Linked DNA regions of Homo sapiens: region 2 is linked to region 1. A link is an interaction called in ENCODE POLR2A ChIA-PET data of the cell type or tissue named here. Cell type or tissue: Caco-2. All regions are shown on one strand. Each heading gives the region's core, and the rest is flanking DNA. Links, peaks and the distances in the headings are about the cores only.

Region 1 (13,025 bases), core at 5,042-7,541:
ACCCCAGGGCCAGGGAGGACATCTCCTCTCGCAGGCTGCCTGTTCTGTGCTGGGGAAGCACCCCAGAATCCCAGACAACCGTTCCTTTCCCTGGCCCTGGCCCTGGCCCGGCTGCCCTGGGGTCTCCAGCCTCTGTGATTCCAGTGAGCCTGTGCTGCCAGGGTGGCAGGTGGTCCTGAGGAAGAGAGTCCCGGGAAGACGCCAGCCCCTGCACCAGGGAGCTCAGAAAGTGCCCGTCACCAGGCCCAGCCAAGGACCCAGACGTGACCACAGCAGCCCCGAAGCCAGGCGCTTATTCCGAGGGACAGGCTGGACCTCCCCGCACAGACGTCGCCGTGGCCTATAGGTAGTTGCAGCTGCGGATACTAAGAAGCAGCAGGGGTCAGGCGGGCAGGGGTCGGGCTGCAGCAGGGGTCAGGCGGGCAGGGGTGCAAGGTCTCTTGGAAGCTGGCGGGGGTGTCTAATGAATGCCAGTGGCGACCCTGGTTCTCAGAGAACCGGGGTGGGGAGATGCCTGTGAGAGCCTCAGACAGCAGGACCTGCATCCCGCCAACCTTCCAGGTTTATTTGTTTAAAAAACAATGACTGAGAACTGAAAGTGAGATAAGATACGGTCACGATTCTCTGCCAAGTGATAAAAGCCTGAGGGACGCTGCCAGTGCCAGGTGGGAGCGGAAAGAGGGATGCTTGGTAGAGGCCAGAGACACGAAAAGCAGCGACAGCCTCGTGCTGCCCTGGCCACTTAGGAGACAAGGGGGAGCCACCCCATCAGAACCGCACCGGGCACCCCCGTGGTCGGCCCGTGCTGGCTTTAATCATGAGTCAACCGCACAGGAAGGGACTGGGGAACGCGGCTTCCCGCGGGGACATCCCTGTGACATTCCAGGCAAGCATCGGGCTGGGGAGGCAGCTTATCCCATGTAACTTTATCCGTTTAGTGGAATTCCAGTAAAAATCCAATTTTAAATGTTTAGGTGAAATTCATATTACGTAGAATTGAGCATTCGAGAGTGAACAGTTGCATGGCACTGCACACTCAGCCGTCACCTCTGTCTAGTTCCCAAACGGTTCCGTCCCCCCGAAAGAAACGGGCACCCCTCAGCAGTCACTCCCCGCTCCCCATCCACCCCCTGGCAGCCACTGTTCCTCTCTGTGTCTGTGAACGGCCCCGTTCTGGGCATTTCATGGAAATGGAGTCACACAAGTAATATTCTGTCCTGTGGATGGACCACATTTGTTTGTCCATTGTTTATTGATGGACACCTGGGTTGTTTCTACCTTTTGGCTATTATGGGTTATAGATAATGCTACTATGAACATTTCTGTAAACACTCCATTTTTTTTTTTTTTTTTTGACAAGGTCTTTTTCTGTCACCCAGGCTGATGTGCGGTGACACAGTCACTCACTGCAGCTTTGAACTCCTGGGCTCAAGCCGTCCTCCCACCCCAGCCTCTCAAGTCGCTGGGACTGCAGGCACATGCCACCACGCTCAACTAATTTAAAAATTTTTTTCTTGTAGAGATGGGGTTTCGCCATGTTGCCCAAGCTGGTCTTGAACTCCTGGGCTCAACTGATCCTCCAGCCTCGGCCTCCCAAAGTGCTGGGATTGTAGGCATGAGCCACCACGCTGGCCCAAATTCCATTTTTTAAATTTTTGTAAAAGCAGTGTTGAAGAGAACCTGAAAGAATGGATAGGATTCTAAACAATTTTAGCTCAGCTCAGTGGTGGGTGGAGACTTTCCCTATTAGATATCATAACACAGTGGCCACCAAGCAGACACCAGACTGCCAGAGCTCCTCGCCCCCAAAGAACAAGAGGGCGCCCCATATACCAGGAAATATACCAGGAAGGCAGAGGCAGCCACAAGGAGGGGTATTTTTCATTTGAAATTCATGTCGCCTGTAATCCCAGCACTTTGGGAAACCGAGGCGGGCGGATCACCTGAGGTCGGGAGTTCAAGACCAGCCTGACCAACATGGAGAAACCCCGTCTCTACTAAAATTACAAAATTAGCCGGGTGTGGTGGCACATGCCTGTAATCCCAGCTACTCGGGAGGCTGAGGCAGGTAAATTGCTTGAACCTGCGAGGCAGAGGTTGCGGCGAGCCGAGATCGCACCATTGCACTCCAGCCTAGGCAAGAAGAGCAAAACTCTGTCTCAAAAAAAAAAGAAAAAAAAATTCATGTCATGTGATAATACAAATTTCAGTTGAATGAAATAATTTTCAGCCATATAATCTTTAGAAACATGTGGGACCAGCTGGGCATAGTGGCTCACACCTGTAATCCCAGCACTTTGGGAGACTGAGGCAGGTGCATCATCTGAGATCAGGAGATTGAGACCAGCCTGGCCAACATAGTGAAACCCCGTCTCTACTAAAAACACACAAATTAGCTGGGTGTGGTGGGGGGCGCCTGTAATCTCAGCTACTGGGGAGGCTGAGGCAGGAGAATTGCCTGAACACGGGAGGCAGAGGTTGCAGTGAGCTGAGATTGCGCCACTGCATTCCAGCCTAGGCGACAGAGCGATACTCTGCCCCTCACCCCTCCACACACACAAAACCGCCACCAAAAGCCATGTGGGATTGTGGGATGTACGCCCATGTTCACAGCAGCATTACTCACTGTAGCCAGAAGGTAGCTGCTGTGGTCACAATGTGTCCCCAGAATTCCTATGCTGAAGCTGATGGTCACTGTGATGGTATTAAGAGGTGGGGTAGGCCGGGTGCAGTGACTCACGCCTGTAGTCCCAGCATTTTCGGAGGCCGAGGTGGGCAGATCACCTGAGGTCAGGAGTTCGAGACCAGCCTGGCCAACATGGCGAAACCCTGTCTCTACCAAAAATACAAAAATTAGCTGGGTGAGGCGGTGGGTGCCTGTAATCCCAGCTACTCAGGAGGCTGAGGCAGAAGAATCACTTGAACCCAGGAGGCACAGGTTGCAGTGAGCCAAGATTGCACCATTGCACTCCAGCCTGGGCAACAAGCGAGATCCTGCCACACACACACACACACAACCACCACCAACAAAACCCATGTGGGATTGTGAGATGTACACCCATGTTCACAGCAGCGTTACTCACTGTAGCCATAAGGTAGGTGCTGTGGTCGGAATGTGCCCCCAGAATTCCTATGCTGAAGCTGATGGTCACTGTGATGGTATTAAGGGGTGGGGTATTCTATGACAGCAGCAGGAGTGGACTCAGACTGTGGACACCGCCCAGGTGTCTGCTGATGATGAATGGAAAAACCAAATGTGGTCCACGCATGCACGGGGACAGTGGCCAACCTCAGACAGGGAGGAAATTCTGGCACGTGCTCCGTGGATGAGCCTCAAAGGCAGTGCGCCGAGTGAAATAATCAGTCACAAAAGGACAAATGCTGTCTGATTCGAATTGCGCGAGGCACCTAGAGGACTCAAATTCATAGAGACAGAAAGTAGAAGGGCAGGTGCCGGGGCTGGGGGTGGGAATAGGGAGTCGTTTAATGGGGACAGAGTTTCAGTTTGTGGTTTTGAGAAGAGTTCTGGAGATAAATGGGGGTGATGGTTGCACCACAGTGTAAGTGTCCTTAATGCCATAGGACCATCCACAAAAATGGTTATGGTGGTAAAAATCTGTCATACGTATTTTACCAAAATTTTAAAAAATACGTGGGGACATTTGGCTAATCTGTGAATGGGGAAAAACCTCCCACTGATAAAAAGCAGAATAATTTTCCAAGTAGATACATGATAGGTTGGACTTCATGAAAGTAAAACATTCTACTTTGTGTCAATCCTGAAACTAAAACATGGGACCCTAGGAAGGGCTGTCCCATAGACAGCAAAGGACGGCCTTCCTGCCCTGCAGGGGTCTTGCACAGATGGAGGAGGAAAACTTGAGAGGAAATAGAGAATTTGGAAGATACAGGAAGGAATGAAAAATCATCGTGGATTCACACCATCATGAGTGCCAGTGTCTAGATATTCTCGTGTGGCTTACAGGCATCTCCAAGCTGCCTGGTCACTACCATCGTCCGTGTCCCTCAGGAAACACATGGGCAGGGCCTGGCAGGGGATCACAGTAGGCAGACCCAGTGTACAGAGAGCTGGGCAAAGCCATAGCCAGGTGGACAGGAACAGCAGCCAGACCTCCCTCTCCTGTGAACCTCTCCCCACTGCACTGGCAGCCATGGAATCCTTGCCTCGCTCTAGGGAACTGCCCCCACCATGATTCCTGGAGGCAGAGTTAGGAGTGAGAGGACATGTCTGAGGGCACAGGCATGGCCAGCACTGCCTTCCTGAAGCTCCAAGCCCCCATGGAGGGAGGCACCCATGGGCAGGACCTGGGCACCAGAGTGCGGTGAGAGGCAGGAGCTCCGACTGGGACAAAGGCAGATCCTGGGCATCCCCTCACTCTCCGGCCACCCTCTCTGGGGCGATGAACATCAGAACAGGGACTCAGGTGGAGGGGCCAGTGTCTTCTGTTCCACAGCCCCATCTCACCCATCCCACTGCTCTACATGAGTTGCCGACCACTATAGACAAAACCAAGAGCTTCCAGCTGCGTTCGGCCACTGGAGAGCCCAGCAGGCCCCGGGAGGGAGAACTGGGGAGTCCAGCAGGCCCTGGGAGGGAGAACTGGGGAGTCCAGCAGGCCCTGGCTGTCTCTGCTCCACAGGTAGCCTCTCCTCTCCCAGCCGTCTCATCTCCGGGTTCTGAGGACCCTGCCCCAAACCTTGAACCTCTAGGCTGATAAAGCCAAGGTGTCAGCCAGGGCACTGTACTCCTCACTTCACAAAGGGCCTTTTTTTCCTTTGAGACGGGGTCTTGCTGCAGTGCAGTGGCATGATCAGAGCTCACTGAAGCCTCCGCCTCCCAGGCTCAAGCAGTCCTCCTGTCTCAGCCTCCCCAGTATGTGAGACGACAGGCATGCACCAGCACCACTGAATAATTTTTGTAGATTGTGTAGAGACAGGGTCTTACTATGTTGCCCAGGCTGGCCTCAAACCCCCGAGCTCAAGCTCTCTGCCTGCCTCAGCCTCAGCAGTTGCTGGGATTATAGGTATGAACCATTGCACCTGGCACCTGGTCCTGACGGTATCCTTGTGAGCCCTCCTCAAACCACACTACGTGATCACACCCGTTTCCCAGGACGGGGACAGAGCCCTGGGAAGCGTGGGTTGAGGAGTGGGAACCACAGAAGGCTCGTGAGCAGCAGAGGGACATGAACAGATTTGTGTTTGGGATAAAATGGGGCTGGAAGTGGAGGTGGGGTTGGGAGTAAGGAGGGAGACGTAGCCAGAGGCGGTGGCTGCTGTGGCCGAGCCAGGGTGGGGACAGAAGAGAATGAACCCAGGAGGTTGACTCCACCTAACAGCCTGCCAGGGGCCCTGGGCGGCTCCTGCCACCCACAGGAGTGCAGAGCCCGAGGTGGCTCCAGGCCTCCACGGGGCAGCGTGGCCAGCGCCCGCCTCTGCTGCACCCACAGCGGTTGCTTGTGCTGCCAAGACCCGGCCTTGGGAGGGCAGAGGGGCCTGTCCTAGGGGCAGTCTTCCCCCAGACTGCCTCCCTGAGACCCCACAGCTGGTCCCACTCCCCGTCCCCACCCCACCCACTCTCTTGGGGTCTCGTCTGGTGGGAGGAAACGGCTTCCCCGGGGCCCTGGGCCAGTGGCTGCTTCTGGGGGCCCCATGGCTGCCGGTCGCCTCTGCCCCCTTCCCTCCCCAGGAGGCCTTCCAGGTCCTCCACAGACCCCCACATCCCGCCCCAGGGCACCCCTGCTGATGGGGCTGGGTTGGGATGAGGGTCGGCCCGCTGGGGTCTGTCAGCATCCACGACGGCCCGGCCGCAGTTTCCCTCACTGTGGAGCTAACGACACCTCCTCCTGCCTGTGGGGGCTGCTTCTCCTTGGCCCCGTCTTCCCCACACCCACTCTGCCAGGCAAACAGATCCCTCCCGCCCTCCTCGTCCTGCCCGGGCCTGTTTCCTGAGCAAGGTCACTGGAGTCGCTGGAGCCCAGAGCCAATAAAACCCAGTGATGCGCGCGGGCCGGGAAGCCACCCCGCCCAGGATGTTTGCTCCGCGCCGCACCCCCCACCCCCACCGGGTTCTCCGGTGGCCTGCAAGGGGTCTCGGCTCCGCGGCCCCTGCCACCCACAGGCCCCCACTGCCCCGGGAGGTGAGGATGTAGGGGTCCAGGGCCCATGCTCCTTCCAGACACTCACCTGACCCCACCCGGCCTTTCATGCTGGTGCCCTGGGGGCATCCAGGCCTTGTCCTCTTCCCCGTGGCTCTGCCCAGCCTGGTCCATGGGCTGCCTGGGACCTCCCCAGACATCTTCAGCCCTCTCAGCCCACTGAGGCCATCAGACCCCGGGGCCTTGTCCTCCCACGTGCTCCAAGCAGGAACCAGCCAGGTGCCACTGCCCCCTTCTCCAGGCCTGGACAGGGGCTGCCCCTGCCTCGTGAGCACCCCTGGGGCCCCGGCCCCGGGCCAGGCCGCTGCGTGTTCTGGATGACTCACAGCTTCCGCACACTCCCTGTGTGTGCCTCTTCCCGCCTCTCGTCCAGTCTCCTCTCTCAAGCTGGAGTGAGCGCAGCTTCGTCCTTCCCTGGGGCAGCATGGGGGCAGAACTTGAGGGGCCTGGATCTGCTCCTCTCTCTGAATTGACCCCCACAGCTAACCCCCCTGTGCCCCTTTGCCTCTGAGCCCTCCCATAGGCTGTTCCCTCTGCCTGGAATGCTCTTCCGGTTCAACCTTGATCCCACGACCCAGCCCCATGCTGGTGCCCTGCAGGTGTGTTTGTCCGATGGAGACACGTGTTCAGGGCTCAGCCAGCCCAGGGGGTCAAGGGCAGTAAGTCCTAGGCCCAGCTGTGGGGCTGCCGTCATGAGCCCACCGTCCCCAGAAGGTCAGCGTGACAGCGTCCTGGGGGTCAAGGGAAGAAGAGGCTGTGCCGGCAGGTCTGGTTTGTGGGGAGGGTGTGCACCTGATGGGGACGAGGCTATGACCAAAGGCACAGATGTGGGCTGTGGGTGGCCGGGACCAGACTGGGGAGCTCGGCAGGGCCATGAGGCTGGGGCCTGGGACGGACAGGGACCGGGGTCCTGGGGGCTTCAGGCTGGACAAGGTGGGGAGCAGGGTGGCCCGAGGCTTGTGGCCGGGTCGAATGGGCTGGGGGTCAAGGGCGTCTTCACCCGAGAGTGAGGGCACTGGCGCCTCTGTCTGCCCCTCGTGGCTGCCGGCCCTGCAGGGAGAGCGCCCGGTGTCAAATCAATTGGAGAAATTGATCTTGGCAGGGATTTCCGAGCCATCTGCTCGGTCCCCAAAGCCTTCTGAGAGGGTGAACATGGCACCCAAATCCCTGGGGAGGCAGGTCGAGGGGGGTGCTGCGGTGTGAACGGGCCTCGGTTTCCCCCAGTGCACCCTGGATGCACCCCTCTTTGGTGACTCAAGAGGCAGAGATTTGTGGACCCCCTGCAGAAGCCCACCCTGCCCCGCCCAGAGCTGTCAAGAAGCTGTGAGGGGCAGCTCCAGCCTAAGACCCCAGGCAGCTTCCATCATTTTTCACCCTGTTCACGAATTCCACGCCTCCCGCTTCCTGCTGGGCATTTGGCCGCCCCCGTCCCGGCCTTGTCTGGCTCAGCGGGGCTGGGGCCGGGGGCGGGCCCTGTGTCGGGCCTCGGGGGAGCCCAGGCTCCGCTCACTCTGCGCTGGCTGCACTCGGCTCCAGGGACAATATTTGCTCGGGGAAAGAATCAAACATTTATCCTCGCATTTATTCAGGGGAGCAGTTGTCAAACACGCGTGTCCTCACTGCTTGGATGTTTCCCAGGCCTGGCCTCAGCCTGGGCCTTTCTCCTGCCAGGATTTGTGCCCACTCAGCCGCTCCCTGTGCCCTCCAGGAGGTTGAGGTCCTGCTCTGGGCAGACGGCGGGAGCACGGGTCGGGGCCAGTGCTGGGCAGGGCAGAGGGGTCCCTGAGGCCGAGTGATGCCGCACCCTGGTCCTTCTCCTTCCAGCCTCAGAGCAAGGCCAAGGTGCCCCAGAGACCCCAGCAAGGCTCTCTGGGCCCACGTTCTGGGCCTGGGGCGCCAGGAAAAGCTGGTGTTTGGGGTGGGGGAGGTAGGACAATTCTAGGTGGGAGGCGGCGGGATTCCCAGGGCCTGCCATTTGCGTCACCCGCGCGGCCGCTGCCTCTCAGCAGTGCTGTCTGCTGTGGCCTGGGGAGCAGCTCCCCGCTGCGCCTGGATGACCGTCCTCTGCTCCTGTCCCCGTTCCCTCTCCCGGGCCAGAGCCCCTGCCCCAAAGCAGAAGAGACGGCCGCAGGTTCCCTGTCCTCTCCAAGCCCTGACCCTCAGGTCCTCCTGCAGCAGGAGCACCTCTCCCTAGTGCCCTCAGGCACCCCACACTGGACCCCTCCAGACAGAGCCAATCTCAGCACGGCACAGCCATCTGCACCCCCAGCAGCCTGGAGGGCTGCAGCCTTCACCCCAACCTCAGCCCCCAGCTCTCCTCTGCACCAGCCGCCTCCCCACCTCGCCCCTGGCTAGGCCAGCGCCCAAGCCCCCACACTCCCCTCTCTGAGACAGCAACTGCCGCCCGCAGCCTCCCATGGGGGGTGTCGGGCAGCAGGGTGGGGCCCCCAGGACAGGCGTGACCCTGGCTGACCAGGGGCTGCCCAGCCACACTCCCCTTACACCTGCATCCCCAGAGTCCACACAGTGCAGGGCAAGCGAGGGGCTGGGGCCCTGGCCAGGGACTCCGGGGACCTGAGTCAAGCGCTTTCGGGTGTCTTTAACTTAGCAGAGCAGCCTTGGACGGGGACCCGGTGGCTCGGAGCTGACATGCAGCTGGTGGGCCGGGCAGGTCAGCTCCGCCGTCAGGAAGACCCTCTCGCCTGGCCGGCCTTCTGGAAAAGTCGCTCCCCAGAGGGAAGGCCGGCATGGGCTGGGGCCAGATGGAGGGTGAGGCGGCCCTGAGCACTTGCACGGCATGGCGGAGCCCCCCACCGGTCTGGCCACCTCCCCTACCTCCCGGGAGCCCCCGCTGTGTGGCAGACGGTTAGAGGGGATGGTCGGTCACGGTGGGGAACCTACTGCCCTGTGTCTACCCCAGCCTGGCTTCAGCCAGCTCTGTCCTCACACCACCGCCGGGGAGCATCCTGACTGGCAGGTCATGGGTGGGGGTCACCGCAGTGCAACCTCCGCTCCTGGGGGTGACACGGGGCCGCCCACCCCCCGCCTGCACTCTCACAGCTTGCTGGTCTGCATAAGCCCGTTGGCTGCGGCGCGGTGCGCGGGTGGCGTGGCCTCCTGCTGCTGCCGGATCCTGTCTGGACGCGGCTCCGTGGCGTCAGCGTCCTTGGCACCAGAGCCCTTGCGGAGGCACAGAACCTTCTGGAAGCTCTGGCGGAAGTTGTCAGAGAGGAAGCCGTAGAGGACGGGGTTGGCACAGCTGTTGGCGTAGGAGAGGATGACCACGAAGAAGTAGAGGCCGGCGGAGGCGGGCTCCTGGGGCAGCGCCACGGCCAGGTTGACGATGTTGACGGTGAAGAAGGGCAGCCAACATCCCGCAAACACCAGCACCACCACCAACACCATGCGCGTCACCTTCCGCTCCGAGCGCCGCCGCACGCAGCCCACGCGCACGCCCGCCGCCCTCACCTTCACCACGATGAGCAGGTAGCACAGGCAGATGACCAGCAGCGGCGCGAAGAAGCCCAGCACGGCCGTGTAGATGATGAAGACGGCGCCCCACAGCCCCACGGGCTCCGGCCAGCTGGCGTTGCAGGTACCGCCCTCCTGCACGTCCGCGAACACCAGGAGCGGCAGCGACATGCACAGAGACAGGACCCAGGCCGCGGCGCTCGCCAGCTTGGCCACACGCGGGCGGCGCCAGCGGGCCGAGCTCAGCGGGTGCACCACTGCCAGGTAGCGGTCCACGCTCATGACTGTCAGGCAGAAGACACTGGTGAACTGGTTGACGCCGTCCAGCGTCATGACCAGGCGGCACAGGACGGGGCCGAAGGGCCAGAAGGACGCGGCGTTCTGCGTGGCCAGGAAAGGCAGCCCCAGCATGTACAGGACGTCGGCCACTGCCAGGTTGAGAATGTAGATGTTGGTGACGGTCTTCATCTTGGCGAAGCGCAGCACCACGTAGATGACCAGCGTGTTCCCGCCCAGCCCGGCCGCACACACCAGCAGGTACAGCACGGGCACCAGCACCGCCCGGGCCCCTGCCGAGGGCGCCGGCCCCACCAGCGTCCTGTTGTCACCGCCTCCAGAGGCAGCCCCCGGGGAGGAGGCGTTCCAGCTGGGCGTGGAGGCTGGGAACAGGGGCTCCATGGCGGCAGCCCTGGGGTGCGTCAGGCTCTGCAAGAGAAGAAGGGAGGACGCCAGGGTGGTGAGTCCCTGAACCAGCACATGCAGGCATTCCTTCCTCCTGGGCCCCAGCCCCGCCTGCCAGGAGGCGCGGGATCACCGGGTAAACACGATTAGTCATGTTTAGCTTGGCCGGGAATCACGTTAAGCAAATTGTTTGGAAAATAAGCCAGGAGAGGAAGGAGCGGCGGGCAGGTGGCCCCGGGAGCCCAGACGGACGGCTGCTGTCGATATGGCGACAGCTGCCCTGTGGCCGCCCCTGCACCCAGATGGCGCCTGGCCTGGCCGCAGCATCCTGGAGTCTGAGGCCAGCACCTGCGTCTCCCTGAAGCCCCTCAGAGCCTGCCCTGCAGTGCTGCTGCCCTCGTCTACCAGGTAAGGAGCCGAGGCCCAGCGGGCGGCCCCTCCCGGGACACACAGGGAGAGGTGGCAGTGGAGAGAGATGGGGCCGGTGGTCGGCCCCCTGTCCGCCTGGGATGAATGGCACCTGGCTAGGACGACCTGAGAAGTGGCTGGACGTGGTGTCGCCACCGCAGCCTCGAGGGACTTTCACCGGGGTGCCCGCTGCCCGTTGGCCCCGAACCTCTCTCCAGGCCAGCGCAGGGACCGTCACCCCCACAGCAATGACAGACATCTGTAAACCCAGGCGGGGGCACAGCACAGGGCCAGAGAGACACCACCCTCCCCACGGGGCGGCTGCAGAGAAGCAAACACACAAACCACACAGAGTGGTCACACGGAGCCCCAGGAGTCACACAGGGCGAAGGAGGGGGGACTGCGGGCGGGGGCTGCACACCCTGCAGCCCGGAGGAGAAGCCGCGGTGGGGGGTGTGGGCGGGTCAGAGGCATAGCGTATGGGGGCTGCAGCCACCTGACACTGCCCAGTCCCATCGGAGCTTTGAGCCCCCTCCCAGGCCCTGGAACCCCCCACTGTGGCCCAGAGAGAGAACAGGGGAGACTTGGGGGAGGGGAGGGAGGGGTGTCCATGGAGAAGGGTGGGCTGGGAATGGTGACGTCTGTGGGTCCAAGGCCATGGGCACGTGTGTACCTCGTATATTGTTTTTGTATTTTTCTGCATGTTTGAAATCATTCATAAAAATGATACTCCGGCTGGGTGCAGTGGCTCAAGCCTGTCATCCCAGCACTGTGGGAGGCCGAGGCGGGTGGATCACCTGAGGACAGGAGTTCAAGACCAGCCTGGGCAACATGGTGAGACCCCCGTCTCTACAAAAAATACAAAAATTAGCCAAGTGTGGTGGCGGGCGCCTGTAGTCCCAGCCACTGAGGAGGCTGAGTCAGGAGGATCATTTGAGCCCAGGAGGTTGAGGCTGCAGTGAGCTGTGATTACACCACTGCACGCCAGCCTGGGTGACTGAGCAAGACCCTGTCTCAAAAAGAAGATCAATGCCTCCCCTGACGAGTGGGGCGGAGGAAGTCCGGATGTTTGGGTTGACCCTGGAGCTGTGTGACTCTGGGGGTGGCCAGCAGAGAATCAAAGTGTCCCCTAGGATCCAGACCAGGGACAAGCCCCTCCCTGGGGGACCTCGGCCTGAGCAGGGGTGGAGCCGGCTGTGGTGACCTCAGCATGTGCCGTCTGGAGCCCTGGGGCTGCTCAGCTGACCGGCCCTGACCCTGGAGGCACCTCAGAGCACAGGACGACCCCAGCAGCTGCCAGGAAAGGCCACAGTCCTGGCTGGGGGCTGTGGGGCTGGGCCAAGGCCACTGAAATCTGGTAGACAAGGAAAGGAGAGCTGGGGACGGGGGAGCCCAGAACACAAGGCTGACAGCACAAAGAGAAAGCCCTCTGTCCCCAACAAACCTAGAAATCAACATCCCCAAGCTCGCATGGCCCAAACACACTAAGAAATACGACTCAGAAAATCAACAGGGCCAGTGGACCCATGGATCCATCTCAGGGAGATAAAAATAACGAGCAAACAGGTACGCTTAGGCTATGTTTAAATATGTGCAGGATCCACAGAGACAGCATGGATAAAATGTTAGGAAATACATTTGGCTTCTGTCTAAGGAGTAAAATGAACAGGCATCTATTTTTAAAAATTACAAATCCTGGATGTAAAAAATACAATCATTTAAGTGGAAAAAAACACTACAAAAGTGGTCAGAACCAACTCCAGTGTGGACAGCACTGAAGAGAGAATTGGTGAATGGGAAGAGGGTTGAAAGATTCACTGGAGCAGGGTGCTGGCACAAGGTCCAGAGAGGGCTCTGTGGGGTGGGCAGGGGGAGAGCATGGCTGGGCTCCCCCAGAACTGGCGACAGGATCCCTTCTGGGAGCGCACCTGTCCCAAGCAGCATAAAGGAATGAAAGAGCATCCCCATCAAGCTGCGGCATCTGGGCAGGGACGCCAGCCAGAGAGACACCAGCCAGAGAGACAGGACGGATTCCCACAGGCAGGAGCCAGAGTGCAGCAGAATCCTCAGCAGGGACGGAGCAGTGGCCTCCACGCAGACCCCGGGGTGGGAGAAGAGGGGAGGTGGGGAGGGAGAAAGAAAGACAGGGTGTGGGGAGAGAGGGAGGGAGAGGGAGAGGGAGAGGGAGAGGGAGAGGGAGGGGGTGGCAGGGAGGGAGAGAGAAAGATAGGGTATGGGGGAGAGGGAGGGGGAGGCGGGGAGGGAGAGAGAAAACAGGGTAGGGGG
Region 2 (11,204 bases), core at 4,514-7,013, 260 kb after region 1:
GCTGCTGGCATCAGGTGAGTGGAGGCTGAGGAGGCTGCAAACATCCTCAGAGCAGGGGCAGCCCCCCCGCAGGGATGCATCCTGGCCAGGCCAGCAGTGGTGCCATGGATGGGACGAGGGTGCCGTGGACGGGACGTTGGTGCCGTGAACGAGATGGTGGTGCCGCGGATGGGACGGCGGTGCCATGGACGAGACAGTGGCGTGCCCACCAGGGCTCTCAGCAGGCCCACGCTCAGCCAGCATCGTAATGACTTGTGTTACGGGCTCACAGCTCCCGACGCCTTGCCGGGATGTGGAGCCCCACCCCGCCCCCGTCCCCAGGACCAGGTTGGACGCTCAGGTGCGTCCCTGCCACAGCATCCCTTTCCCGACACAGCACGAAGACACCAGGGGTGGCATCCACTCTCCCTGAGTTTCATGGCTTCGGCAGGGGCTGGTGTCCCCAAACCACATTTGTCCACAGACTCGGGGGACCCAGGCCTCCCTACACGCTGCCGGGCCTGGGGAGGGGACAGCTGCCAACGTGGGACTGGGGGCGGCAGGTGGGGGCTGGTCAAGGCGGAGGACCAGAGTCCCCCTAGTGTGACGAGCTCCCCCCGCTGCTGGCCGTCGTGGGCCTAGTGTGACGGTGTGATGAGCTCCACCCGCTGCTGGCCGTCGTGGGCCTAGTGTGACGAGCTCCCCCCGCTGCTGGCCGTCGTGGGCCTGCTGTGGACAGGCGTCAGGTCGGGTCCTCTGCCTGTCTGTTAATTGGGCTCTTTGCCTTTCTGTGATTTCCTCTCGTCTTTCTTGAGCCCCTGTGTATACAAGGCTCTGATGTGCCTCCCAGCCCCAGAGTCCCGTGGTATCCCCTCATGTCCCCGGCACTCGGCTGTGAGGCTCACAGGAGGCAATGGGGGCCTTCAGCCCTGGCCCAGCCCCTGGAGAATGACAGGACGTTTGCAGGCGGTGGAGGCCTTTGGTTAATGCTCCCTGAAGCAGACCCGGGACTGGGGGGGTCTCAGGGTTTTAATATCCTCTGGAGGTTCCATTTTTAAGGACCTTCTTGGATCAGACGACATTGTCATCCAGGATATTTCACTTTCTCCTGGGAAGATACAGACCCCAAATAGCCTCAAGGGATCTAAGGGATAGCCCAGAGGCCAGGCTGACCATGAGCCAGCATAACATACAAGAGTGGCCACGGCTTCCAAACTATCCCAGTGCGAGCCCAGCAATCCCAAATCTGGAACGCAAACCCACCGCAATCCCAAATCCGGAACGCAAACCCACCGCAATCCCAAATCCTGGCCAAAGCCACCCTGGAAAGGATTTTCAGAACCAAAATTTGCCCTCATACCAAGAGAAGAGGGTTACTGCCCAAGCCAGGCAATGCAGAGTGACACCAGACCTCACCGTGAAACCCAGCATCGGGACAGACATCGAATCAAAACACGCGTTTCCACCGCGTTACCGCGACACCGCCAGCTTCACTCTCCGCACGGTGGCTCGAGACTTCCTTCAGCCTTCTGCCCGTGATACACAGGGAATTCGGATTGTTTTCCACGGAAGTGGGGCCCGTATGATTCTCGGCAGACACTCTCGCTCACACACAGGCCGCACCAGCACACGCTGTATTCTAAACCTCCTACAGCCTTGAGAATCCTTCCCTTGAAAAGCAGCACGATTTAAAAGGAGCTCCCAAGGCCGGGCGCAGCGGCTCACGCCTCTGATCCCAGCACTGTGGGAGGCCGAAGCGGGCAGATCACGAGGTCAGGAGTTTGAGACCAGCCTGACCAACACGGAGAAACCCTGTCTATACTAAAAATACAAAATTAGCCAGGTGTGGTGGTGGGCACATGTAATTCCAGCTACTTGGGAGGCTGAGGTAGGAGAAATGCTTGAACTCAAGAGGCGGAGGTTGCAGTGAGCTGAGATCACGTGACTGCACTACAGCCTGGGAGACAGTCTCCATCTCAAAAAAAAAAAACTCCCTAAAATTCAGAACCATCACTTTTCTGTGTCTACATGAAAGTGTGGGTACAACCCCTCACACTCACAAGCTAAAATCCGAGTTTCTGATGAGAAACATCCGGAGTCCTTCCCCCACCTCCGCAGCAGCCAAGCCTGGTAAAAAGGGTGGGGGGCTACGGTGGCCACGCGTGGGGCTGCCCCTGGCCATTCCCAATGTCTGGGCCTCACTGAAGCCTCGGTTCGTGGGTCAGACATGCTCCGTGTGGGTCTGGATGCCAAAGCCCCCAGACTCACATCGCAGCTGAACCCCCCGAGCTCACTGCTCCTCTGCAGAGGGCCCGAGCGTCCTCCAGGGGGTCTTGCCAGAGTGCAGTCACCAAGTCAGGGAAGGGTGTCCCCACCCTGTGGGACCTGCCACTGGATGAGAAGGAGCCGTGACACCGTGGCTGCAGCCCTCAGGACGGCAGGAGCCAGGCTGGTCCCACCTGCACCTGGGGGAGGCCCAGAGGCTCCAGGTGAGTTCACATCCTGTGGCCGCCAAGGAGCAGGGGCTCCAAACCACACCAGTTCATTCCCTCATGGCTCTGGAGACTCCAGAAACCCTCAGTGCTCCCGGGCTTGTAGACACATGGCTCTGATCTCCGCCTCCGTCCACATGGCCAACCCGTGTCTCATTCCTCCTCTCACCAGGACGCTGGTCACGGGACCAAGGCCACCTGGCTCCAGTCTGACCTCATCTTAATGTAATTCCTCCTGCAATGACCGTATTTGCAAATAAGGCCATATTTGAGGCTCCCTAGATGAGAATTTTGGGGGCACACTGTTCCAGGAAAGCATGCTGTGTACCTGGGGTGCCAGGTTCAAGGAGAGCCTGGAAGAACAGGCAGAGCTTGTCCCCACCCTGGGTCCCAGTGCTGCCGGGGACCCTCCTGCAGGTCCAGCCCTCCCCAAGCTCCTGGAACACCTGGGGAAGCTGAGACAGCGGCCAGCAAGTGAAGAAAGAAGGGTCAGGCCTAGCGATGAGAGGCGGCTGTCAAGAGAGGCCACTTCCGGGCAGCCGTGTGGGGAGCTGAGCTCCTCAGGGCTGGAGGGGGCGGGTAGGAGGGTCAAGAAGGGAGGAAAGGCGGAGTCAACCCCGGAGTTAAAAGCTCACAATGAAAAGGTATTTCAATGAAAACCTGACATTGGAAGACAACCCTTCCCACCCTCCCCAGCTCCTGGCTGGTCGGCAGGTAGCACCCAGCTGGCGGGGACAGGCCGCTCCTGCTCTGGTGACAGCTGTGGGTGCAGTGGGGGACACGTGGTGGATCCATACCTCCCCACCAAAGATTCTACATGAGACATTTTGAAACCAATTTAAAACATACACAAGAAAGGCCAGGTGCGGTCGCTCATCCCTGTAATCCCAGCACTTTGGGAGGCCGAGGTGGGCGGATCACCTGAGATCGGGAGTTCAAGACCAGCCTGACCAACATGGAGAAACCCCATCTCTGGTAAAAAAAAAAAAAAAAATACAATTAGCTGCGCGTGGTGGCGCATGCCTGTAATCCCAGCTACTCGGGAGGCTGAGGCAGGAGAATCGCTTGAACCCGGGAGGCAGAGGTTGCAGTGAGCCGAGATCGCGCCATTGCGCTCCAGCCTGGGCGACAAGAACGAAACTCTGTCTCAAAAAAAAAAAAAGAAAGAAAGAAAAGAATACACATGAAAAAACTGAAACATCTTTTTCACGTTTTCCAATATCCACAGCCCCCCAATGCTGCCAGGGGTCACCGCCCCATAGGTGTGCACCTGGCCCTCCCCTGCCTCCCAGGGCCTCTTCTCTCAGCCACCTGCACAAGGTGATAACGCTTTGTTCTCATGAAAAGCCACTGTGTCTGCCTGGGCATCACACGCAATCCTCACCTCCCGGGTTTGCTGGCAAGTTCGACGAGCGTGTCACACGTAAGGTGAGGCAGCCAGTGGGGTTGTGGTGGTGAAGGAGGCTGTTGGGAACAAAAGACCATTCTTCTGTCCTCTTAAATTCTGCGACTGGGGCCTGCAAATTAAACTGACAAAAGACGGATCCATAGGATGAAAAACTTGATTGACAAGCACGCGGCAGCGAACAAAAGAAGTGGGTGGTTCAGCAACGTGGAAACCACTGCCTTGTATCCTCACTAGGTCAGGGAAGGGGGCAGCAGAAAAGGCTTCTGAGGGGAAGAACAAATAGGTTTCTTCAAAAAAGACAAAAGGGCTTTTAGAAGGACAATGGAAAAAGTTTGTCTGGGCGCCTCACGCCTGTAATCCCAACACTTTGAGAGGCTGAGGAGGGCAGTTCACCTAAGGTTGGAGTTTGAGACCAGCCTAGCGACCAACACGGCAAAACCCCATCTCTACTAAAAATACAAAAATTTGCTGGGCAGCTGGGCGCGGTGGCTCATGCCTGTCACCCCAGCACTTTGGGAGGCCAAGGCAGGCAGATCACGAGGTCAGGAGTTCAAGACCAGCCGGACCAACATCGTGAAACCCCCTCTCTACTAAAAATACAAAAATTAGCCAGGCATGGTGGCACACGTGCCTGTAATCCCAGCTACTCGGGGGGCTAAGGCAGGAGAATTGCTTGAACCCAGGAGGCGGAGGTTGCAGTGAGCTGAGATCACGCCACTGCACTCCAGCCCGGTGACAGAGTGAGACTCCATCTCAAAAAAAAAAAAAATTAGCCAGGCATGGTGGTGCGCACCTGTAATCCCAGCTACTCGGGGGGCTGAGGCAGGAGAATCACTTGACCCAGGAGGCGGAGGTTTCAGTGAGCTGAGATCGCGCCTCTGCACTCTAGCCTGGGCAACAGAGCGAGACTCTGTCTAAAAAAGGAAGGAAGGAAGGAAGGAAGGAAGTTAGTTTATGATAATACAGGCATAAGCGGTGTTTCTGTCTTGGTCCCCCCAAGCAGAGATTTGGGGCATGTTTTATTCCAATTCTCCCCTCTGGGAACGGAATCACCGTGAAGAAGGAATTTGTAGCAGCCTCAGGTCCCAGGAGTTGCTGGTTTTAGTCAGAAGAGAAGCTCTGAGAAGCCGTTTTTCTGCCTCTGTTGATCTCAGTTGCCTGCAGCTCACAATACTCCTGATGCCAATGTGGCGTGGTTTCGGGTCATGAATCTCGCTCCCCTTCGAGGCCCTCAACCACAACACACCGGGCCCGTTGCTCCGTGCTGCGACCCCGTCCTATGGACGCAGATCCGCTTTTCCTCTAAGATCAGGCCCCAGCAGATCTTCTAGGAGCCCCTCAGTCTCCCAAGTGAGGATGTTTCCAAAACCCAATGAGGCAGGAACCAGGAGGGGAATGTAGGCTCCACGGTGTGGAGTGAGGGGAGGAGCTGAAATGGGTCCTCACTCTGGGAAGCCACCAACAGAGCCCAGAGGGCCTCCCCAGGCCAGGCCAGCAGCCCCCAGCTCAGGCTGTGCTAAATAAACGCAGGCCACAAGGACATGCTCAGAGGGAAACCACTCCGCTGATCGTTTCCTGAGGGCCCCGCAGTGCCGACAACACACACACGTCAGATAAGCATCGCGCCTACCGTCACTCCACCCCTTCTCCACCCCCCACTCCAGCATCTCCTGGGTTCACTCTTTCAGTGAAACAGAGCTTGTGCTCTGAGCATCTGATAAATTGTCGTAATGTCTTACACCTGACACCTGGAATAATGAATAAATTCCTTCCCCAAAAATAGGCACAAGTGTTCTTAACTCCCTGAAAGAGACTTGGGCTTAGAAAGCACAGGACCCAGAGGTTCAACATGCACTGGGGCCACCAGGGAGGACCCAACGGTGAGCCCTTCCATGACTTAACAGGAATCCTCTAAGTTGAGCTTTGTTGCTTGAGTTCACACTCAACTTGCTCTTTTTTAAGTGGGACCCACTAGTACATCCCTTTCTCAACGCCTATTTTCTGATTTAATGGAAATGACTCTAGGGAGGTGAAAAGGAATATTATTACTTCACAGTCCACGTGTATTCCATAGTAAAAGTCAGGTGGTTCTGCAACATGGAGGTCTGGCATCCTCAGGCTGTGTCCTGACAGCAAACTGGACGTGGTACAGCCAAGATGGTGAGGGCCATCATCATCACCACCATCACTACAGTCTTTACTACCATCATCACCATCACTATAGTCTTCACCATCATCATCACCATCACTACAGTCTTCACCATCATCACCATCACTAGTCTTCACCATCATCACCATCACTAGTCTTCACCATCATCACTACAGTCTTCACCATCATCACCATCACTACAGTCTTCACCATCATCATCACCATCACTACAGTTCACCGTCATCATCACCATCACTACAGTCTTCACCACCATTGTCACCATCATCTTTGGCTGACACTTACATGGCACTGACCACTTGCCCTCTCCATGTATCCATTTATCTAATCCTCACACCTGTTAGGTAGGAACCATTAGCCCCAATTCACAACTGATGAAACCAGAGCACAGAGAGGTTAAAACCACGTAGGCAGAAGGTAACACCACCAGAGTGTGAACCCAGGCAGTCTGGTTCCAGAATTAGTCCTGTCCCTGAGCCCCCCAACTCTAGGTGAGCCAGCATTCAGACACAGCAGGCTCGTGGGTGCCCAGTCAGCAAGGACTGCCTTGCTTTCCTTCCTCCTGCCTCCTTCTGCTTTGGCCTGTGTCCTGCACAGAGAAGGCTCCCCCAGGCACCGTGGGGGCGGAAGGACGGGGCAAGTGGGCGTTAAGATGGGAAAGTCTCAGTCCGGGGGCAGTGGCTCACACCTATAATCCTAGCACTTTGGGAGGCCAAGGAGGGCATGAGCTCAGGAGTTTGAGACTAGCCTGGGCAGCATGGTGAAACCCCATCTCCACTTAAAATACAAAATTAGCCGGGTGTGGGGCAGGCGCCTGTAGTCCCAGCCACTCAGGAGGCTGAGGCAGGAGAATCACTTGAACTCGGGAGGCAGAGGTTGCAGTGAGCCGAGATCACGCCACTGCACTCCAGCCTGGGATAAAAAAGCGAAACAGTCTCAAAAAAAAAAAAAAAAAAAAAAAACGGGGAGGTCTGGCTCATGTCACTCACCCGCAGCTGGAGCACCCCCGAGGAGCCCCACTCAACAGTGGCTTCTCTGAAGATGAGCCACAGAAGTTCAGTTCCTGGGGAGCAGGGCTGGTTCTTTCCTGCTTTTAATGCTATAGGAAACCTCGGCTGCTGGGGAGGCTGCGGGCGAGGGGCCGCAGACAGGCCGAGGGTCTGCAGGAAGCCGCGAGTCGACAGGAGAGAGGGGATGAGAGGCGCGCTGAGCAAAGGCGGCGAGAAACGCTGCCGTCACCTCCTGCCCGGGCCCCGTGGGGCCGCCCGGCCGCCGCCACGCAGACGTGGTGTGTAAAACCGTGGGTCAGCCCGCGTCTGCTGGTCGCCGGGGAGCAGAGGCTCGTTAAGACCGTCTGTTAAAAGCCAGCGGCTTCCATCGTCACTCAGCTAAAAACGTGTCAGTGGAGAGCGGAGCCAAACGTGCTTTTTCTAGGGGAGGAAACAGGCTTTTCACACACCGGCTGTCGCCAGGACCAGGTAGGTGTGAGGGCCTGGCGGGCGATGGTGGGTGGCAAGGGGATGGCCGGCAGTGGCGCCAAAGCGTTGCGTCTTGCCAGAGCCTCCCTCCTCGCCTCCCGGTCAGATCCTCACCCTCCCTCGCCACCGCGCGCCTGCAGCCGCACTCGCCCCTCCCAGCCTTGGCCGGAGCGTCCTCCAAGGTGCGGTGCGAGGCAGCAGACAGAGTCCCCATGCCAGCCACCCTCCCCTTCTCGCTCCGTCTTGCCAGGCGACTCCGAGTCTTCAGCGGCAGAACGTGGTCCTCCCTTCGGGGTCCCTGAGCTGCAATGCAGCCGCTTGAGGCTGGGGACGGCTCCAAGGAGCCCCCAGTCACCAAGAAGCAGCCTCCAGAAAGGCCGCTGCGGGTTCCGGGGAAAGGCGGCCTGAACGTGCATTCCCGTGAGACTGCCTGGAGGGGCGAGCTCTGCTGCGGGGCAGGGGGTGCCTGATGTGGGCTGAGGCCTGTGCAGAGAAGCCAAGAGGACACCTGGACCCTCCGCCGAGTCCAGCCACCAGAGACCCAGAGCCCCCCACGAAAGCAGAGCCTCGGGCCGGGCCCTGTGGCTCACGCCTGTAATCCCAGCACTATGGGAGCCCGAGGCGGGAGGATCACGAGGTCAGGAGACTGAGACCATCCTGGCTGACACGGTGAAACCTCATCTCTAATAAATATACAAAAAATTAGCCGGGCGTGGTGGTGGGCGCCTGTAGTCCCAGCTACTCGGGAGGCTGAGGCAGGAGAATGGCGTGAACCTGGGAGGCGGAGCTTGCAGTGAGAGGAGATCGCACCACTGCACTCCAGCCTGGGTGACAGAGCGAGACTCCGTCTCAAAAAAAAAAAAAAAAAAAAAAGAAAGCACAGCCTCTGCTCCCTGCTGAGGAGGCCCCAGGCCAGGGGAGGGGGGCTGCCCCACGTGTTCCCGCTGGGTAGACCCCTGCCCCCACCCACAACAAATGGGGCACAGCAGGTGTGGAGGGGGCAGCCTTCTGCACCCCTCCTGGTGCTCAGCTCTCTCCCGGGACCCCTGCACCTCCCAAGGGCACCAGGCCTCCCCTGGCCCCGTGCCTTGTTGGCTTCCAGGCCTGACCCTACGTGACCTCTTCTCTGGGGTTCCCCTCACCTCCTCCCAGTGCCAGGGGAGGGACACGGGTGCCTACAGGGAAGGTGACAGGTCCCTTCTAGCCTCGAGAAAAGTATGGTAAGCCCCGGTTGAGGGACCTTCTAGGAAATCCCGACCTTCCTCCTCAAAACCGCCCAGACCACCAAAACCAAGGGAAGTCCAAGAAATGGCCACAGCCCAGGGGGGTTCACAGCCCAGGGGTGCTCAGGCAGCCAGACGGGAACTGTCCCAGGATGGGGAAAGGCCCCTCGGTGAAGGCCGAGGACTCCGGTAAACTGCGTCGATCCTGGTTCACGCCAGTGTGGGGTGTCACCTCCACGGGACCCTGCGGGGAGGGCACAGATGGGGGCTCGGCTCTGTCTCCTCAGTGTTTCAGAAAACCCACAGCTGCCCAAAAGAAAACCTGTTATTTGTTTAAAGTACTAAGATTCCTGTCATCCCAGCACTTTGCGAGGCCAAGGCAGGAGGATCGCTTGAGACCAGAAGTTTAAGACCACCCTAGGCAACATACTGAGCCCTCGTCTCTATCAAAAAAAAAAAAAAAAAACATTAAAAAATTAGCCAGGCACGGTGGTACCCACCTGTGGTCTCAGGAGACTGGGGCAGGAGGATCACTAGAGCCCAGGAGAGGTCAAGGCTGCAGTGAGCTAGGATGGCGCCAGTGCACTCTGGCCTGGGTGACTAAGGGAGGCCCTGTCTCAAAAAAATACATTTTTTGGCTGGGTGTGGTGACTCACACCTGTAATCCCAGCACTTCCAGAGGCTGAGGCAGATGGATTACTTGAGGTCAGGAGTTCAATACCAGTCTGGCCAACATGGTGAAACCCCATCTCTACTAAAAATACAAAAATTAGGCGAGCGTGCTGGCAGGCGCCTGTAATCCCAGCTACTCGGGAGGCTGAGGCAGAAGAATTGCTTGAACCCAGGAGGCAGAGGTTGCAGTGAGCCGAGATCACACCACTGCACTCCAGCCTGGGTGACAGAGCAAGACTTTGTCTCAAAAAAAACTTTTTAAGGTAGCACGATTCACCCATAATGACATCAGCCCAGCATTTCCACCAACCTCAAAAGAGAAGAGACGGGCCTGGCTGAGCCCCAGCAGCCCACGTGCCACACTCCGAGTTTCTGCACAGCCTGGCTGTACTCGCGGGCCCCCATCTCGGCCCCACTTCTCCTCAGCTGCTTCTGGGGTTTCTGTGAGTAATTCCCCAACAATTCGGACCTCAGTGACTCTGGACTGAGGAGTCTCACCTCCCAGAGTGACTGTGGTTATAAATAGGATTTTCTCAAGCTGGTTTCTACTCTGAAAACTGTAATAACATATGTCTGATCCTCGTCTTCAACAAAAAGATTTAAAAGCAGCAAAGCATGGCCAGGCATGGTGGCTCACGCCTGTAATCCCAGCACTCTGGGAGGCCAAGGCAGGTGGATCACTTGAGATCAGGAATTCAAGACCAGCCTGGCCAACATGGTGAAACCCCATCTCTACTACAGATACAAAAAATTAGCCCGGCGTGGTGCCGGACGCCTGTAATCCCAGCTACTCGGGAGGCTGAGGCAGGAGAATCGCTTGAACCCGGGAGGCGAAGGTTGCAGTGAGCCGAGATTGTGCCACACTGTACTCCAGCCTGGGCAACAGAGCAAGACTCCATCTCTGAATGAATGAAGCAAAGCAACGTTGGTAAAGACCCCACAACAGGCATCTGGCGGCTGTGTCCAGACCATGCTTCTCAAAGGGGACCCAGAAAGCTTCCAGGGTCCCCGAGGTCAAACCTGTTTTCCTGACACTTCTAAGAACGGTTTCCTTCCCATTCTTATTATTTTTTTTTTGAGACTGTGTCTCGCTCTGTTGCCCAGGCTGGAGTGCGATGGCATATGGCATAGTCTCGGCTCCATGCAACCTCCACCTCCAGGGCTCAAGTGATTCTGGTGCCTCAGCCTCCGGAGTAGCTCGGATTACAGGCGTCCGCCACCACGCCTGGCTACATTTTTGCATTTTAGTAGACATGGGGTTTCACCATGTTGCCCAGGGTGGTCTCAAACTCCCGCCCTGAGGTGATCAGCCCACCTCGGCCTCCCCAGGTGCTGGGATTACAGGCCTGAGCCGCTGCGCCCGGCCTCCTTCCCACTCTCCTGAAAGTGTGGGGCGGAATGTTCCGGAGGCCACCGGCTTGCAAGCAGACGCAGACATGAGAATCCAGCACAAAGTCACGCCTTCTTTTTCTTCCCACTACATTTTTTTTTTATGGGGAAACAGTTGCTTTTCCTTAAAATGCTATGTTCACGTGCAATGGATTTATTGCTATTTTTACGTGAAAAGGTGAACATTTTTAAATGCTCTGTTTCTGGTAGAGTGAATGTCCACAGCGGCCGCCCACGTAAACAAAAGCCCGAATGGTTTTAGGATTGTGAAGGGTCCTGGGAGCCGGGCTGGGCCAGCGTTGGGTGAGGATCCTTCCGGAACCCGGGGTCACGGGGACGATCACACGGACCTGTGGCTCCACCCGGTGGTGACGGCGAGGACGGCGGGAGACCCCA

The links. Peaks named below come from ENCODE experiments on the same cell type or tissue, not always from the same donor. Only the 100,000 strongest peaks of a DNase experiment are listed, where the experiment ranks them.
Region 2: POLR2A ChIA-PET joins it to region 1 with 5 read pairs; 2 of 35 experiments call an interaction of 5 or more read pairs at or near these places.

The regions. Positions count from the first base shown.
Region 1 is chr16:1,076,172-1,089,196 of GRCh38, reverse strand. SSTR5 (somatostatin receptor 5) reads right to left here. Exons shown (of 2, transcript NM_001172560.3): 2 at 7,743-10,355. The coding sequence starts at 10,328. The coding sequence ends at 9,234. C1QTNF8 (C1q and TNF related 8) reads left to right here. Exons shown (of 5, transcript NM_207419.3): 5 at 1-971. It overlaps SSTR5-AS1 (SSTR5 antisense RNA 1), which reads left to right and starts at 10,466. Exons shown (of 4, transcript NR_027242.1): 1 at 10,466-10,739; 2 at 11,485-11,573. RefSeq lists enhancers at 5,414-6,266, 10,048-10,712. In Caco-2, for the core only: no CTCF peak of the experiment used is centred there; DNase peaks (open chromatin) are centred at 5,996 and 6,486.
Region 2 is chr16:813,806-825,009 of GRCh38, reverse strand. No RefSeq gene overlaps it. Among named protein-coding and RNA genes, the nearest start is that of GNG13, 19 kb to the right of the region's middle. RefSeq lists an enhancer at 7,370-7,870. In Caco-2, for the core only: no CTCF peak of the experiment used is centred there; no DNase peak of the experiment used is centred there.